Linked DNA regions of Homo sapiens: region 1 is linked to region 2. A link is an interaction called in ENCODE POLR2A ChIA-PET data of the cell type or tissue named here. Cell type or tissue: A673. All regions are shown on one strand. Each heading gives the region's core, and the rest is flanking DNA. Links, peaks and the distances in the headings are about the cores only.

Region 1 (2,897 bases), core at 164-2,663, 130 kb after region 2:
TTTTTTTTTTGTATGTTTTATTTTTTGAGATGGAATTTTGCTCTGTCGCCCCGGCTGGAGTGCAGTGGCCCGATCTTGGCTCACTGCAACCTCTGCCTCCAGAGTTCAAGCGATTCCCCTGCCTCAGCCTCCTGAGTAGCTGGGATTACAGGCATGTGCCACCACACCCGGCTAATTTTTGTATTTTTAGTAGAGACGGGGTTCCACGATGTTGTCCAGGCTGGTCTCAAACTCCTGACCTCAGGTGATCCGCCCACCTCGGCCTCCCAAAGTGCTGGGATTACAGGGGTGAGCCACCGGGCCCAGCCAATGAGATATTTAACTTACTTTTGCCTCCTGAGGCCTGTGCCTCGGTCTTCCTGAATCCCGTGTGCAGGTCAGGACACACAACAGGCCCTCAACAATTTGTTGTCTGGCTTCCTGGAGGAAGAAGCAGCGAGGTTGCTATGGGCTCCCTAGGCCCTAGCTGCAACCGGGACCCAGAGTTGGGCTGCAGGGCGGAAATGGTGCTGCAGGGGACCTGGGAGCAGCTCCAGGGCCTGGTTCCCAGGACTCACAGCTGCATCCTCCCCGGGGGACCCCAGCTGGCGCTGCGCAGCCGGGAGGCTCCTGTGTGTCCTGCAGGCTCATTCCTACGGAAATCGAGGCTGGACCTGGGGATCCTCTGATGAGGTCTCCAGGAGCCCTCCACCTCACCCCAAAGATTCATCTATAGCCCCACAACCCTGGGTTAGATTCATCCCTTCTTGTGGCACAGAACTCTGTATTTTTAAAATTTTAACTTATTTTGATCTTCTTCTTTTTCTTTCTTTCTTTTTTTTTTTTTTTTTGTAGAGACAGGGTCTCCCTAGGTTGCCCAGGCTGGTTTCAAACTCCTGGGCTCAAGGGATCCTCCTGCCTTGGCCTCCCAAAGTGCTGGGATTCCAGGCGTGAGGCACCACACCTAGTTGGAATCTGCATTTTAAAATGGACTCTCAGATCTTTCTGACGCGAAGGGTTCCCCGAGGCCGTACTTTGAGAAACACGCTTCTGCCGAAATTCCTATTACCCAGGCGGGTAAACTAGCCCCAGAAGGAGGAAGGGGCCCGTGCAGAACCACGTGGTTGGTCTGTTTTGCCTTTTGGCTCTCTGGTCTCTTCCTGTTGGTGTCTCTGTGCCTCCCTCCCCAGGTTCTCTGTCTGTCTCGTACTCTTATCTCTTCCCTTTTCTGTGGCCGGCACCCCCACGACGGCCTCGCCCCCGCATCCGGGCCCCTTCGCGATTCCGGAGGAATCCCCCAGAGCCGCCTGACCCCGCCCCCAGGCTCCGCCCCTTCCCCCCACTTCCCCCCCGTCGCAGTGCCCTGCTCCCATTGGCCTTTTCGTACATTGCCCGCCCTGTCATTGGCTAATCCGGAGCGCTCGGCCCGCCCCCCAGGCCTGGCAACTCTCCGGTCCCTTCCGCGCGGGCGGGGCGAGTGGAGGGCGTGGCCTGCCGAGGGGCGAGGCGAGTGGAGGGCGGGGCCGCGCTGCCCGCCCCGCCCCGGCCCCGGCCCCGGCTCCGGCGCTGCTCCCACCGCCGCGGCAACGGCCCCGGCCCACGGAGGCGGCTGGACGGACCCCCGACGGTTGGACGTACGGACTCTGCTTCGAGAGTAGGTGAGCGAGCAGTGCCGGGGCGCCCCCCATTTCAGCGCATCTCGGGGGCCACCTGGCCGCCCTCTGTCTCTCCCGCCCCTTAATGCTTCTGCACCCCACCGCCTGTCCGTCTACATTCCTGCCTCAGTTTCCGTCTGTCTCTCTGTCACTCTCGCTGTATAGGTTAGGGGGAGACAGATTGAGTCTCAATTGCCCCCCTTGGCGTGGGGCTCTGCTCTGGGACCAGCACCCCCATCCCCCATGTGGACTCTAGTGGACTCTGCCCCCTTTAACTGTAGGGCCGCAGGTGCTCAGGCCAGATTCCAGAACCCTGAGGGCATTCCAGGCGGTGGGCAGCTGGGCCAGCCGTGCGGAGGTGGGCATGACTGTAGCTTCTAGCTAAACCAGGCATCGGTCCAGGCATCGGTGGCGGGGAGCCAGGCCTAGGCCAGCCCGGGCCCACCCAGACTGGCCCCTAATGAGCTCCCAAGTGGCCTGTGGGGACTTGGCCTCAGTTTTGCCAGCTGTGAACTGGGACCGTCGCTGCTAAGGTAATTGGCAGGTGATCTGAAGGACACCTGCCGCCTCCTGGCCTTTTCTGTGAAGTCGAACTAGGCCCATTTCCTGGGATGGGAAACTAAGGCCTAGAAAGAGGCCAATGCTTCCAATGTTTGTCCAGGGAAGTGGGGACAGAGGCAGGACAGAATCTGTTTTCTCTGCATCCTCACATTTCCCAGCACCTTCTCTATGGAGGGGGGAAGGGCTGGTGGAGGAGCAGCCCCAGGTGTAAACAGGCCGCCAGAGTTTATTTCCTGAGCCAGTCCCAGCTCAGCTGGAGGCGATGAACGCCTTGGGAGGCCCCAGGGGGGCCAGCCCAGTGGTGGCGGAGCTTGGACCAATCTAGGTTTGAGCTCTGCCACCCGCATGATATCTTGAACCAGTTTTTCAATTCTGCGGAGCCTCAGTTTCCTCATCTGTAAAACAGGAGTGGGTCGTAACTCCCCAAGTTGAGGGCTGCTGGGGGATCAGATGCAGGAATACAGGCCCTGCTCATAACCTGCCTGACTCTCGCTGTGGCTCTGCCCCAGTCACACTGGCCTCCTCCTGTTTCTCCAACACCCCAGGCGAGGTCCTCTCTCAGGGCCTTTGCATGGGCTGTGCCCTCTGCCACTACGGCAGGTCCGAGGGCGCCAACTTTGAAACATAACAAGCTCCCTGGATGGGCCGGACCCAGGACCTGCACAGGCAAGGGCTGGGAGGGGCAGAGGAGGGGCCGCTCAG
Region 2 (2,897 bases), core at 302-2,801:
CTAGAGGAAATGTTGGCCCTCAGGACTGGGGACGGGGAGACTGGAGGCCAGGGACGCTGCTCAGCTCCCTGCAGGGACCAGGATGATCCCACCCCAGAGCACGATCCGGCCCCAACGTCCACATTGCCAAAGGGGAGAACCTAGGCCAGAGGAAGAGAGCGGGGCCAGTGGGAGGGGTGGACGACTCTGGCCAGGGTGCATGACCCCTGGATGCATCCGAGTCATGTTGCGTTGGGTCCTTTCCTGCGTGCGTTGCAGCCCCAGGCCCTGCGGGCTCCCTGGATCCCATCCTGGCTTCACTTTACCCAGCCACAGCGCCGCCTTTCCATTCCCCGAACACACCCAGCTTGCTCCCCGGTAGCTTGCTGTCCTGTCCCTGCTTTTGGGGGCTTTGCAGAGCTGTCTCCCCATCGGTCAGGACAGGGCCCAGAGGGACGGCCTTCCTGCCCAGCCCACATCCCCCTCTGCACACAGATTGTTTTGCTGTCTTTGTGTCCCCACCGTCTTTATTTTTTTGAGACAGAGTCTTGCTCTGTCGCCCAGGCTGGAGTGCAGTGGCACCATCTTGGCTCACTGCAACCTCCGCCTCCCGGGTTCAACCTCGCCTCCCAGATTCTCCTGCCTCAGCCTCCCAAGTAGCTGGGATTACAGGCGCCTGCCACCACTCCCAGCCAATTTTTGTATTTTTAGTAGAGACGGGGTTTCTCTGTGTTGGTCAGGCTGGTCTCGAACTCCTGACCTCAAGTGACCCACCCGCCTCGGCCTCCCAAATTGCTGGGGTTACAGGCGTGAGCCACCGCACCCAGCCTACCCGCTGTCTTTAAGGATCTGATCTAGCTCCGTCCCCCTTGCCAGGAGGCAAGCCCCATGAGTACAGAGCCATGACCATTGGTGACGCTGACAGCATCATCTCCTAGGTGCTCAGTCAGTATCTGCAGCTGGGTGAGTCCTGGGCAGGGGTTCTAAGAAGTGCCCTGGGGACGGGGCAGCAGCAGGGGGAAGCTCTTACCAGCCTGAAGCAGTCCTGGAGCTGGGCCAGAGTGTCCCTGGCTTGGAACTGGCCGTGCTGCAGGTGGCTCACCGCGTGTTCAAATGCCCGCTGGCGGAAGCTGGGACCCAGGTCACCTAAACGAACGAAGTAGCTCCCCTGTTCCGCCGACAGCACCTTTGGCCCAGGCTGGGAGGCAGCCAGCTGAGCTGGAAAGGAAGGCGCACCGCTCAGTCCCGGAAGCCCCTCAGGGCATCAGGGCTTTATAAAAGTCAAGTGAGGGCCGGGCGCGGCGGTTCCCGCCTGTGATCCCAGCACTCTGGGAGGCCGAGGCGGGCAGATCACGAGGTCAGGAGATCGAGACCATCCTGGCTAACACGGTGAAACCCCGTCTCTACTAAAAAAATACAAAAAATTAGCCGGGCGTGGTGGCGGGTGCCTGTAGTCCCAGCTACTCGGGAGGCTGAGGCAGGAGAATGGCGTGAACCCGGGAGGCGGAGCTTGCAGTGAGCCGAGATGGAGCCACTGCACTCCAGCCTGGGTAAGAGTGCGAGACTCCGTCTCAAAAAAAAAAAAAAAGTTAAGTGAGGCCAGGCGCGGTGGCTCACGCCCGTAATCACAGCACATTGGGAGGCCAAGGCGGGTGGATCACCTGGGATCAGGAGCTCGAGACCAGCCTGGCCAACATGGTGAAACCTTATCTCTACTAAAAATATAAAATAATAATAATTAGCCGGGTGTGGTGGCGGGCGCCTATAATCGCAGCTACTCGGGAGGCTGAGCAGGAGAATTGCTTGAACCCAGGAAGTGTGGAGGTTGCAGTGTGCTGACACTGCCACTGGACTCCAGCCTGGGCGACAAGAGTGAGACTCTGCCTCAAAAATAAATAAGTAAAAATAAAAGTCAAATGAAGCTGGGTATGGTGGCTCATGCCTGTAATCCCAGCACTTTGGGAGGCTGAGGCTGGAGGATCACTTGAACCCAGGAGTTTGAGACCAGCCTGGGCAACATAGAGAGACAAAAAACATACAAAAAAATACATAGCCGGGCATGGTGGTCCTAGCTACTTGAGGCTGGAGCAGGAGGATCACTTGAGCCCGAGAGATTGAGGCTGTAGTGAACGCACCACTGCACTCCAGTGTGGGTGACAGAGCAAGACCTTGTCTCTAAAAAAATGAAAAAGGGCCAGGTGCTCTCACGTGTAATCCCAACACTTTGGGAGGCTGAGGCAGGAGGATCGTTTGAGCCCACAAGCTTGAGACCAGCCTGGGCAACACAGGGAGACCCCCATCTGAAACAAACCAAATAAATACATTTTTAAAAAAAAAGTCAAGGGCCCAGCTGGGCGTGGTGGCTCACGCCTGCAATCTCAGCACTTGGGAAGCTGAGGCGGGCGGATCACGAGGTCAAGAGATCGAGACCATCCTGGCTAACACGGTGAAACCCTGTCTCTACTAAAAATACAAAAAATTAGCCGGGTGTGGTGGTGGGCGCCTGTAGTCCCAGCTGTTTGGGAGGCTGAGGCAGGAGGATGGCGTGAACCCGGGAGGCGGAGCTTGCAGTGAACCGAGATCACGCCACTGCACTCCAGCCTGGGCAACAGAGCACGACTCTGTCTCAAAAAAAAAAACAAAACAGTCAAGGACCTGCTAGCAGCTGTGCCTGCCTCAGGGACCCATGAACCCAGGCGTCCCCTCACCTTGCTCCTCCGCATTCATGGGGTGGAAGATGTCCCCCAGCCCCTCCAACTCATTCTGCAGCATTGCCAAGCGTGGGGCTTCTTCGGGGCCGTGTGTGGTGGCCAAAAGCCCCGTGTCCTCCCTGCCTGGGGCGGCCCCTTGGGTGAACGTCGCCACGTCAGTCGCAAGGCCCTTGGTAGTGGCTGCGGCTTCCCAGGCAGGCTCCGGGC

The links. Peaks named below come from ENCODE experiments on the same cell type or tissue, not always from the same donor. Only the 100,000 strongest peaks of a DNase experiment are listed, where the experiment ranks them.
Region 1: POLR2A ChIA-PET joins it to region 2 with 13 read pairs; 4 of 35 experiments call an interaction of 5 or more read pairs at or near these places.

What each region holds. Positions count from the first base shown.
Region 1 is chr19:4,637,993-4,640,889 of GRCh38, forward strand. TNFAIP8L1 (TNF alpha induced protein 8 like 1) reads left to right here and starts at 1,524. Exons shown (of 2, transcript NM_152362.3): 1 at 1,524-1,637. RefSeq lists silencers at 1,045-1,124, 1,185-1,624 and an enhancer at 1,525-2,524. In A673, for the core only: no CTCF peak of the experiment used is centred there; a DNase peak (open chromatin) is centred at 1,309; H3K4me3 peaks cover 1,694 bases; H3K27ac peaks cover 2,235 bases.
Region 2 is chr19:4,507,759-4,510,655 of GRCh38, forward strand. PLIN4 (perilipin 4) reads right to left here. Exons shown (of 8, transcript NM_001367868.2): 5 at 2,688-2,897; 6 at 1,010-1,197. Among named protein-coding and RNA genes, the nearest start is that of PLIN4, 9.3 kb to the right of the region's middle. In A673, for the core only: no CTCF peak of the experiment used is centred there; no DNase peak of the experiment used is centred there.